2 separate regions of the Homo sapiens genome follow, and region 2 is linked to region 1. A link is a contact called in ENCODE Hi-C or POLR2A ChIA-PET data. All regions are on one chromosome and are shown on one strand. Each heading gives the region's core, a stretch centred on a gene start or an enhancer-like site at or near the end of the contact. The rest is flanking DNA. Distances are from core to core; before and after follow the strand shown.

Region 1 (5,926 bases), core at 1,549-4,048:
TGAATTTTAAAGATTTTTATGCAGGTGATTTTTTTTTAACCAGTTACAGTTTTCATGATATTTGGCGCCTGGCAACAGAAGAGGGTCTCCGTGAAAAGAGACTCAACTCAGAGGAGGTAGTTTTGCTTTCTTTAGCTATTCCAGACCGAGACTGAGGAAGAGGAAGGACAGCCTGCACCTCCCTCTGCCCCTCACCATGGAAAAGGGACAAAGCTACCAGTGAACATTCTCATCCACTTGGAGATGCCGATATAACAGAAGCACAAATGGGGCTGGAGGTTTTGATAAGAAACTTGTAACTCCTTAAAGAGGTGTTTGATGAATTGTTTATTCTGCCTCTGACATAGACTCATATTTAACAAGCAGTGGCAGCTCATGGCTGATATTGAAACAAGGTCCTTAGTTTTTTCTTAGTTAAATGGCATTTCTTTAAATCCTGGTCTACATTATGGCTTTTCCTGAGTGTGTATTCCAGTATAGTAATTCATGGCTGGTGATGTTAACTAAGAGCTTATCTTTAGGGAGAAGCATGATGCAGTAAGCTCCCAATCCGTGCCTGTGGAGTGAATGGATGAACCAATTCAGTTGGGTTCTGGGGACAATCTAGGTCTGTGATAGTTACTGGGATGGTGGCTGAGGTCTCAGGAGCAAGTGACTCACTTTTAACAAGTAGCTCACAAGACCCACAGGTAGGACAGGACCAGGGAAAGCCACTGGCTCTGCAGAGGAAGACGGCAGGCCACTGAGCTGCCGCTCAAAGTAGGAGTTCACCAGGTGGCTCTGGAAAGCAAGTCGTAGCAGGCTGGGGGCACAGCATGGGCAAGAGCACGGAGGCACAGAAATACTTCCCCTGCTCAGGGACCTAGAAAGAGGGTCTGTAGGCCGGGCGCAGTGGCTCTCGCCTGTAATCCCAGCACTTTGGGAGGCCGAGGCAGGTGGATCAGTTGAGGTCAGGAGTTCGAGAGAAGCCTGGCCAACATGGTAAAACCCCGTCTCTACTAAAAATACAAAAATTAACCGGGTGTGGTGGTGCACGCCTGTGATCCCAGCTACTCAGGAGGCTGAGTCAGGAGAATTGATTGAACCTGGGAGGCGGAGGTTTCAGTGAGCCGAGATAGTGTCACTGCATTCCAGCCTGGGTGACAAGAGCAAGACTCCATCTCAAAAAAAAAAAAAAGAAAGAAAAGAAAGAAAGATGGTCCATAGTATTCCTGGAGTGTACTGTACCACAGGGCGTTTGTGCGTGTGCTCATGTGCGTGTGCACGCAAGTGTGTAGATATTCAGGATAAAAATGAGGCTGAAGGTTGAAGAGCCGGGATGTGCCACACGGCTGCCACCTCAGAGGAGGGAGCTGTGGGGAGGGAGACAGCAGAGGCTGCCCTTTTGTTCAAGAGCCTAAAGATGCTTCCTGAATGCCAGCTCGGCTCCTGGAGTCCCTGAGGCAGGGCGCACTTGCTCCCCTGGGTCATGCACAAATGCACTTATGTGTGTACACAGACACAGACATGCACAGGCAGACAGACAGACAGACAGACACACACACACACACACACACACACACACACACATGGGCCTGCCTTGTTCACTGGCGCAGCCCTCCCCAGGCTCTCACACGGCCTCCTGCACACTCCTGCCTGCAGGCACACAGGCAGGCACTCCCGCGTGTTCCGAGTGTGTGCTCATGTATGCGTCCTTGCCAGCCTGATGCTGCTGGCCTTTGAGGCCCCTCAGTGCCGCCTTGCTCCTGGACCCCGTTTTAGCTGGCTGCCTGGGGCTAATCCCTTCCCTTGCCCCCTCCCCCGGCTCTTGGCCCTGTGTACCCTCCAGAGTGTGGGTGAGAGGGTCCTGGTGAGGCAGGCCTGCTGGGGGAGGGAGGGAGGCACTCTGCCCCATACCTGGGCCACGGGCATTCAGTGCTGGTTGCTGGCCCTAGCAGTCGAGTCCTCACGGGGAGGCCCACCTCTGGACCAGTCACCCAGGGCAAACAGGACGTGACCATCTGACTTGGCCACAGGCTGACAGACCCCTTGAGGCTATTCTCTCTCAGGATCTGTTTGTGCAGACAGCCTCAGAGCTGCAGGGCCCAGCCTCTCATGTTACCTGCATTGGGGAGCAAATGATTTTCACATGTATATGAAATGCAGAGGCTAGTGTACGTGTGTGTGTATGCATGTATGTGTGTTGGCCGCTCACTCCTCACCCAGCCCCTTAGGAGGTTGCTGAAGAAGAAAGGGCCAGAGCCTTCCAGAACCCCTTGGAGCAGCCTACATGCCTGCGTGTGTGCTCCCGGGAGGGGTGTGGAGAGAAGAGGCAACCGCACCTGGAGCCACTATAGATGTGGCGCGGCAGGGGAGCTCGGCATCAGAAATTGCTCAAGTACACTTGAGAATGTACTTGAATTGTACAGAATTGTACAACTGAATTGTACTTGAATGTACAGAATTGCTCCACTTGGGTGGAGGTGTGTAGTGTGCAAGGCCATCCCTGTGAGATGCTAGGTGGGCAGCTGGGCTCCCAGCTCTGGAGCTTGGCTAGAAGTCTGGCTGGTAGGGAGCGGGCAGGCCTCGGGGAGGGCGCCCCAGGCTGAGCAGCTGGCTTCCTTCCTGGCAGTCCCAGCCTCCCGGGCCTCTTGCCCGCCCCTTGAGGCCCCTGGCTGCCGCCCTCGCTGCCCCAGCCCCGGCCACACTGGCCCTTTGCACGGTGTTGACACACATTCCATCGCCTCTGCTTACCGCCTTGCTTTCCATGTGGGCAGATGCCTGCGGCGATGGCTGTCTGGGCCTGTCCTCTCCCTGGGACCCTACTTCCTGCATGGCGATCTTGCAAATACCTCCCACCCACACTGACTTTGACCTGGCCCAGTGGGGGCCCAGGGGGCTGATTCCTGGAGTTTCGGGCACCCCTATGAGTCCCCAGGCTGAGAGGGCCAACCTCCAGCCCTGGCTGGTGTAGACAAGGGTCCAGGTTCTGAACCCGGGTTTGCTGCCTGGAAGGCCCTGTCCCTGCTTAAGGCAGATGGAGGTGCCTCTCTCAGGAGGCCCCAGGCCTCGGGGCCACATTAAGGGGAGTGGAGAGGAGAGAGGGCTGTGTGAGGACCGCCGGCGGGGCCGGTGTGCCCTGTCATCCTCTCTAGGTTGGGCATGTGTTTGCAATTCTTTACAGTAAAAAACTGAAAACATGCTGGAAGGGAGATTGATCTCCTGACAGGATCATGGGCTTGTCAAGGTCGTCTTCACTTGCTCTAGGCGTCGCGCTCTTCAGCTGACCGCGCTGCTGCCTCCACCACCAATGTGTCCACACACGCGGTGCCAACAATGGTGCACACGGTGGCCCCTGCTCCCCCATTTCTAGGCTTGTGTGGGACCCGCAGCCCACTGCACACGGCCCTTCCTCCTGCGGTGGAAGTGGGGTGCACTCCCAGGGGCCCCCGGCCTAAGGGGCTCACTCCCCAGCCTCCATTCAGGTTGGCCGCTCATGCTCTCTGGAAATGAGCCAAGGACAACGGGAGCTGCCTTCCCAAGGTCGCCCCAGCCCCCACCAGGTTACTGGACGATGCGGGTGCAAAGGTCCCCCCGCCCCCCGCCTCCACGGCCCAGGAGGACTCTGGGCTCAGCTCATTCCCTCGTGTCGGAGTGGCCTGGGCTGCCGCAGCAAATGACCACAAACCGCTTGGCTTCAGCCAACAGGAATTGACTCTCCCAGTTCTGGAGGCCGGAGTCCAGAATCGAGTGCTTCCTCCGGTGGCTCTGGGGGCGGATCCACCCACCTCTTCCAGCTTCTGGGGGCCCTGGGCACTCCCCACCTTCGCCTCCACATGGCCTTCTCTGTGTCTCTCTCTCTTGTCCCTTCTAAGGAAACTGTCCTTGGATTTGGGGCCCCCTGGATCATCTGGGTTGCTCTCATCTCCACATCCTCAATTTAATGACATCTGCAGACACCCTTTATTTGCATATAAGGCCCTGATCACAGGGCCTGGGTGTTAAGATATGGATGTATCTTTCAGTGGGGGCACAAACCAGTCACCCCACAACGTCTCAACAGCCCAGGCCCCAGCCACAGCGCCCCGGTGAAGGGGCAAGCTTGGGCACCAGGACACACAGCCGAAGGCCACTGGGCACCTCCCTGCCTCTGCTTGAGGAAAGGGGCTCCGAAGCTGTCCCTGCACTGGGCCCCCTGGGGGCCCTGCTCCCTGCAGCCGGAGGTTCCCTGAGCGGCATCCCCGCCCTTCCCCTAAGCCCTGGGTGGACGGCTTTCGTCCTGGGAGCACAGGCCTGCTGAGGGCTCCTTGCTGTGGGCCAAGTGCTCCTGGCCAGGGCCCAGGGTCTCTGAAGAAAAGAAACCCCTGAGCTCTGGTTTCTCAGGGGCCAAGGGGGCACCTAACTCATGCTCAGCTCCCAGCAGCCAGGGCTGGGTGGGCAAGGCTGGGACATGGGAGCGCTGAACCCTCGGTATATTAAGGGGACACCGGTGCCTGGTGAATGCAAAGCCCTAACGTCCCTGTCCTCCAGATCAGGACGCTTAAACTCATTGAACCTCCTTTTTCAACTAGATGCCAGTGTGGGAAAGGCCTCTGCCCCCAGGATCCCGCAGCCAGCCTGGCCAGCTGAGCCAGCCTAAGGCAGAGGAGGGTCCCCCAACTCTCCTTCCACCTCCTTCAGACCATGTGGCTCCACAGTTGGCCCTGGGGGGAGGTGCTGCCTTGGCTCCCGCCCTGCCGTGAAGGTGGCTCACAGCCCCCTTTGGCCTGGTCTTTTCCCACTGGCTCAGTCCTTTGGGGGACTCGCTCACTTCCCATGGACAGCTTGGCTTCACCCTGGACTTCCCTGCTGGGCCTCTGGGGGCCTGCTGCTGACCTGTCCCCAGGAGGGAGCTGCCTCTGGCCTGGCAGGTGCCCCCAGCACAGCGGGCAGGACCACAGCTGTGGGACGGCGCTTGCTCCCCTGTGCCCCGGCTACCTCGCCTGCCCATCGTGGGCCAGCCTGGGACAAGAGGAGAACGGGAGACTGGAGCTGGGGGGCAGCCAGGCCAGCCAGACTGGGAGGGGGTGGCCGGGACCCAGGGAGGAGAGGGGAACTCCCCGCTCCCAGACCCCCCGACTCTTCCTCCCCAGCCCCTCCTCACCCACCTTCACACTCCAGCTCTTTCTCCTCCCTTGGCTCTGCCAGGGGCTGTCTCACCCCCTGGACTGCTGACCTGCCGGGCAGTGGCCGCTTTGCAAGTGGCTTCTGGGCCAATGCCCGGAGGGGTGGCGCGAGAAGACTGACCAAGAGGAAGAGATTTGGCTCCAGGGCAGTGAGTGGAAGGCTCTTTCCCCCGGGTACCCCGTCTACCCTTCAAAGAGGGGGAGGGTACGCCAGCCATGCCTCAACAACAGTCGTCCATTTCAGAGGCTGCCCAGACCACCCTCTGCTCCCTGCAGGAAATACTGAACCTCTTCATTCATTCATTCATTCATTCAACACATATTGAAGCACCTGTGCTGGTGATAGAAGAGTGGACTCGACCAAGTGTCTGTCGCCATGACTTTGATATCCTAGCTGGGGAGTCGGAAGGTTACCTGAATGAAGGTCAGGTTATTCCAAGCCAGGGTGCACCTGGGCCCAGGCATCCTCTGAGCCCCTTAGCACGAGCATGGCTGTGGCAGGTTCCTGACTCGCCAACCTCTTGTCCTCTGGCACCTGGAGGACCCTGGGTGGCAGTGCCTGTACAGCCGTGAGACCTCCCTGGGGTCCAGAAACTGTGGCTACTGGGCTTCATGGTAAGCCCGGGCTCCTAGGCCTGTGAGGCGCTGGGGCTCTGGCCAGCCTGTAGCCTTCAGTGGGGTGGGTCTGCACAATGGAGCCTCTGCCATGGCCTTCCCTTCCCTCCTTCCTTGCAGTTAACCTACATTTGGTGTCTCCTGGCTTTGCCCTTCATTTCTCCTGC
Region 2 (5,926 bases), core at 2,085-4,584, 370 kb before region 1:
AGATTTACAGACTTGTGCAACCAGCACTCTATTTGAGCATATTTTCATCATTCCAAAAAGAAACACTGGCCAGGCGTGGTGGCTCACACCTGTCATCCCAGCACTTTGGGAGGCCGAGGTGGGTGGATCACCTGAGGTCAGGAGTTTGAGACCAACCTGGCCAACACGATGAAACCCCATCTCTACTAAAAATACAAAAATTGCCCAGTCATCGTGGTGGGCGCCTGTAGTCCCAGCTACTCAGGAGGCAGAGGCAGGAGAATTGCTGGAACCCAGGAGGCAGAGGTTGCAGTGAGCCGAGATCATGCCACTGCACTCCAGCCTGGGTGACAGAGCGAGACTCCATCTCAAAAAAACAAAATAAAACAAAACAAAACAAAACAAAAACAAAGAAAAAAAAACACCATACCTTTTAATAGTCACTACCCATTTCTTCCCCATTTTCCCTTCCAGCTGAGGCAGTCACTCATCTCCTTTCTGTCTCTATAGATTCACCTACTCTGAACACTCCATATAAATGGGATAATACTCATGGGATCTTTCGTGTCTGGCTTCTTTCACTTAGCATTATGATTTTGGGGTTCATCTGTGTTGTAGCATGTCTCAGCACGTGATTCTTTTTTTTTTTCTGAGACAGGGCCTCATTCTGTCACCCAGGCTGGAGTGCAGTGGTGTGATCTCAGCTCACGGCAACCTCCGCCTCCCCGGTTCAAGCAATTCTCCTGCCTCAGCCTCCCGAGTAGCTGGGATTACAGGTGTCCACCACCATGCCCGACCAATTTTTGTATTTTAGTAGAGATGGGGTTTCACCATGTTGGCCAGGCTGGTCTCGAACTCCTGACCTCAAGTGATCCACCCGCCTTGGCCTCCCAAAGTGATGGGATGACAGGCGAGAGCCCCCGCGCCCATGCTGGGTTTTCTGTGTATTTTGCCCACATGCGTCCCTTGGCTTTTCTCTCAGTTGAGTTTATGATCCACACTCGGTTCCACTCGTGATGTTTGGTTGGGTTTTTTACTAAAGATCTCCCCAAGAGCCATGCCTGTGGCAACCCCCAGCAAGTGCTTGTGAGCGGAAGCTGGTTTCACCCTGTCAGCGGGAGGGGAGAGACAGGGGACAGGCTGGCAGAGGGACCGGAACCTGTGGTTTCTGAGGGACAGGGCAGCACAGAGACGCCACTCACCTAGTGAGAGGCTGGAGGAGCGGGCAGACTTCTCGCTACCGCCTTCACGGCGGAGCAGCTGCCACCCGATCGCAAATGTAACAGAAATGGCCTCACCCATGCTTTTCTGGGAGAGAAGGAAAGTCAGTGAATGAACAACTCCCTCTTGGGTTGGGTTTTCTGCTGAGTCACTGCCTTAATGGCTACCAGAGACAACTGACACCCCCTCGCTAGGCCGGTTTCTAAGGCAACCATTGAGCAAGGTGGCCAGTGCCAACCAGCCTGGAATCAGAAGAGACGCCCATACCCGGCCACCATGTTGCCTTTTTTATTTCTCTCCAGAATTTTTAGAGCCTATTTTTTAAAAAGAAAAACAAAACAAGCTTTTCCTTTTAAAAAATACCCTCTCAAAAAAAAAAAAAAAAAAAAAATCCAAACAGTACAGACACGTACGAAGTAAGAAAATCTCCTTCTCAGTCTCCCAGCCTCCAGTCCCCTGGCTAACACTAGCTGTGGCCACCAGTCCCTGGTTTAAGTCCCCTCTACTCACGCTTCTCTCATGATTCCACGCCTCGCCAGTTTCACTTAACAAGACAAATCGAGAGTGTTCCCTGGACACAGATGTCCCTGACTTTTGTCCTTTTTTAGAGCTGTATGAATGTACTCCATGTCATTTATTTCGCCAGCCTCCCCAAAGGGTCAGTTCGGTTGTTCCAGTTTCTGTGTGTGTGTGTTTTTGCACTTAGGCAAGATCTTTAGGCGAGATCTCTATGAGCAGCAGTCAGGATCTGGCTCTGTCACTCAGGCTGGAGTGCAGTGGTGCGATCATGGCTCACTGCAACCTCGACCTCCCAGGTTCAAGTGATCCTCCCATCTCAGCCTCCCGAGGAGCTGGGACTACAGATGTGTGCCACCACGCCCGGCTAATTTTTTATTTTTCTGTAGAGATGGGGTCTCACTATGTTGCCCAGGCTGGTCTCAAACTCCTGACCTCAGGTGATCCACCTGCCTCGACCTCCCAAAGTGCTGGGATTACAGGCGTGAGCCACCACGCCCGGCTGAAATGACCCTTTTAAATAAATGTTGGGTTAAGGAGGAAATTAAAATTTTAAAATAGTAAATATAACTTTATGGCAATACATTTGAAAAGTCTAGATTAACTGAATGACTTTCTGTGAAAAATAGAAATCTTCAGAGTTGTCTCAAGAAGTAGTAAAACTGCGCCAAGCACAGTGGCTCACGCCTGTAATCCCAGCACTTTGGGAGGCCGAGGCAGGCAGATCACTTGAGGTCAAGAGTTTGAGACCACCCTGGCCAACACGGTGAAACCACGTCTCTACTTACAAAATACAAAATATTAGCTGGGCGTGGTGGCGCGCACCTGTAGTCCCAGCTATCCGGGAAGCTGAACCCGGGAGGTGGAGGTTGCAATGAGCCGAGATCGTGCCACTGCACTCCAGCATGGGTGACAGAGCGAGACTCCGTCTCAAAAAATAAATGAATAAAGAAGTAGTAGGCCAGGCGCCATGGATCACGAGGTCAGGAGTTCAAGACCAGCCTGGCCAAGATGGTGAAACCCCGTCACTACTAAAAATCCAAAAATTAGCCGGGCATGGTGGTGGGCACCTGTAATCCCAGCTACGTGGGAGGGTGAAGCAGAGAATTGCTTGAACCCAAGAGGCGGAGGTTGCAGGGAGCTGAGATGGTGCCACTGCACTCCAGCCTGGGCGACAGAGCAAGACTCCATCTCAAAAAAAAAAAAAAAAAAGCCGGGCGTGGTGGCTCACGCCTTTAATCCCAGCACTTTGAGAGGCCGAGGCAGGGGGACTACCTGAGGTTGGGAGTTCAAGACCAGCCTGACCAACGTGGAGAAACCCCGTCTCTACTAAAAATACAACATTAGCCAGGCGTGGTGGCGCGTGCCCGTAATCCCAGCTACTTGGGAGGCTGAGGCAGGAGAATCACTTGAACCTGGGAGGCAGAGGTTGCGGTGAGCAGAGATCGCGCCATTGCACTCCAGCCTGGGTGACAGAGCAAAACTCTGTCAAAAAAAAAAGAAGTACTAAAACTGAATAGACCATGAGTCACATGTGAAAAGGAATTGCTAGGTGCTAAGCTTCTAAAGGGTCCCTCTAGGTCCCCAGGCTGCTCCATGTGACAGGCACAACCCATCCCCAGTGTAGAACAAATTCTTCTTGCCTTTCATAAGGAGAGGTGTTTGCATAAGATGGAGAGCCGAGTAAGCCCAAGTACAGCAAGAATCGAGTTTTCCCAGCCCCGAGAGGCCCTGGTTGGCTGCAGCCTGATGAGGTGCTAGGTGTGGCCGTCTGGCTTCCCACCCTGTTCTGCGTCTCTGGCTAATTAAACTAAGAACCAAATATGGTCTGTATTTCTACCCATCTGCAGCCACCAGGTGCTAAAAGGGATTCCCAGCTGCCCTGTCTATGGAGCAGCCATTCTTTTATTCCTCTATCTTCCTAATAAACTTGCTTTCACTTTACTGTAAAAAATAAAAACAAAAAACAAAAAGGGATTCCCCACCCCCGCCCCGTTTTCCCAATTTCAGCTGTTGGCTGTAGACTCCCCAAAATCACCACCAGAAAAACCTGTTGTTCAGGCAAAGCTGAGTTTATTGGACTCACTGCAAAGAGGAAGAACACTCCCCCGACAGAGCCGGCCTCAGATCACCAGGGAGGAAAGGAGGAGAGAAAATGCCCGAAGTCCGAGCCGGCGTGGGGAGGGCCGGGTGGGAAGCATGGTCAGCCTTGGACGGCTGGGTGCAGTCTCGGGCCGGGCTCTGCGAGTCTCATCTTTCAGGAGCATGGGTGTGTTGGTCCTGCAAGCGAATTGACTTGTGCTAGTTCTCAGGATTGTGTGGCAGAGCAACAGGTCCCAGAACTGTTTATCACGGGGATAGGAAGGCACCTCGCTCCCGGCATTGTTGAACACAGGGCTAGGAAACAATGCTGGGTTCAGGCTTCCCAACCAAGATCCCCAGCGGACAACAAAAGGAGGACAAAAGCCACTGCCCATTCCCACTCCCCTACGAGCCCACCAAGATCACCTGTTGCTAAAGTCATTGCTGCCTGCAGTAAGGGAGACTGCAACCTTGCCCATGCCTGAGAAGTTTCTGGAAGGGTGAGGTTAAGGTTCATGTTGGAAAATAAGTACCCTTGGGTTTAAGAACCAGAATGATGCCAGAGCGTGGTGCACACCTGCAGTCCAGCATTGTGGGAGGCCAAGGTAGATGGATTGCGTGAGCTCAGGAGTTCAAGACCAACCTGGGCAACACAGGGAGACCTAATCTCTACAAATAGTAATTAAAAAATTAGCTTGTGCACTTCAAAAAAAAAAAATTAAGGGTAGGCCGGGAGTCGTGGCTCATGCCTGTAATCCCAGCACTTTGGGAGGCCGAGGCAGGTGGATCAGCTGAGGTCAGGAGTTTGAGACCAACCTGGCCAACATGAAGAAACCCTGTCTCTACTAAAAATACAAAAATTAGCCAGGCGTGGTGGTGCACGCCTGTAGTCCCAGCTTCTCGGGAGGCTGAGGTGGGAGGATCGCTTAAGCCCAGGAAGTTGAGGCTGCAGTGAGTCTAGATCTCATCAGTGCACTCCAGCCTGGGTGACAGAGTGAGACCCTGTCTTAAAAAAAAAAAAAAAAAAAAAAAAAGAAAGAAAAGAAAAGACAACCAGGCCGGGCGTGTTGGCTCATGCCTGTAATCCCAACACTTTGGAAGGCTGAAGCGGGCAGATCACAAGGTCAAGAGATCAAGACCATCCTGGCCAACATGGTGAAACCCCGTCTCTACTAAAAATACAAAAATTAGCTGGGTGTGGTGGTGCAAGCCTGTAGTCCCAGCTATTTGGGAGGCTGAGGCAGGAGAATCACTTGAACCCGGGAGGCAGAGGTTGCAGTGAGCCGAGTTTGTGCCACTGCACTCCAGCCTGGCAACAGAGCGAGACTCTGTCTAAAAAAAAAGAAAAAGAAAAGAAAAGAAAAAAGAACCAGAATAAGACTAATTACAAGCAACCTGACTGAAACATGATGGACTCGGGCCCCACGTCTTAAGGGGGATTTGGCACAACTCAATGGGGTGGGGGCGGGCACAGTCGCTGGGAAAATAAAACCATTTATTGCATGTACTTCCAAGTACATGCAAGAAATGAGACTTACTACAAAGACTGGTTACAGGAGTGATGTCTGACAGTAAAATCAGACAAGAGCAAAGCAAATGACACCCAGTCTCAGATAGGCCCAGTGAAGACAGCCAGAATCTCCTGACTCAAACCTGCCCAGCAGACCAGAGGACGTTTCAGTGGTGCAATCAAGTGATTTACAAAGAATGAGAACTTTGCTTCATCCTTCCAACACGTATTCCTTGTGCGCCACGTCCGGCTAACTTTTTCAATTGCATTGGCCAATTTAACATTGGGAAACGGGAAGAAACAGTGGTGATCCTGGGAATATTGTCTCATTCTTGACTAATGAAAATGCTGTGGTGTTTCACCATTAAGCACAGTACTGTTTGTGGCTTCATACAATCAGCTCATGAAGCTGTCATCTCTGCAGATTTCACTTTTTTTTTTTTTTTTTGAGATGGAGTTTCACTCTTGCGGCCCAGGCTGGAGTGCAGTGGAACCATCTTGGCTTACGGCAACCTCCGCCTCCCAGGTTCAAGCGATTCTCCTGCCTCAGCCTCCCAGACAGCTGGGATTACAGGGGCCCGCCACCACACCTGGCTCATTTTTTGCGTTTTTAGTAGA

What was found. A loop is a pair of places that touch in the nucleus more often than their neighbours do. ChIA-PET counts read pairs that join two places held with the same protein, here RNA polymerase II (POLR2A).
Region 2: a map of heart left ventricle shows a loop between it and region 1 (6-fold over the local background). The contact joins two enhancer-like sites. A Hi-C loop is called at or near these places in 1 of 168 maps with a recorded cell type or tissue (heart left ventricle). POLR2A ChIA-PET finds 5 or more read pairs at or near these places in 1 of 52 experiments (activated T-cell).

The regions. Positions count from the first base shown.
Region 1 is chrX:153,624,708-153,630,633 of GRCh38, reverse strand. No RefSeq gene overlaps it. Among named protein-coding and RNA genes, the nearest start is that of DUSP9, 20 kb to the left of the region's middle. RefSeq lists a cis regulatory region at 3,558-3,571 and an enhancer at 3,492-3,636. Within about 2 kb of position 2,798, at least 2 of the 41 ENCODE cell types and tissues checked have a DNase peak (open chromatin) inside an H3K27ac peak, as active enhancers do.
Region 2 is chrX:153,997,764-154,003,689 of GRCh38, reverse strand. No RefSeq gene overlaps it. Among named protein-coding and RNA genes, the nearest start is that of IRAK1, 19 kb to the left of the region's middle. RefSeq lists enhancers at 1,273-1,322, 1,275-1,419, 2,965-3,465 and a cis regulatory region at 1,342-1,352. Within about 2 kb of position 3,334, at least 2 of the 41 ENCODE cell types and tissues checked have a DNase peak (open chromatin) inside an H3K27ac peak, as active enhancers do.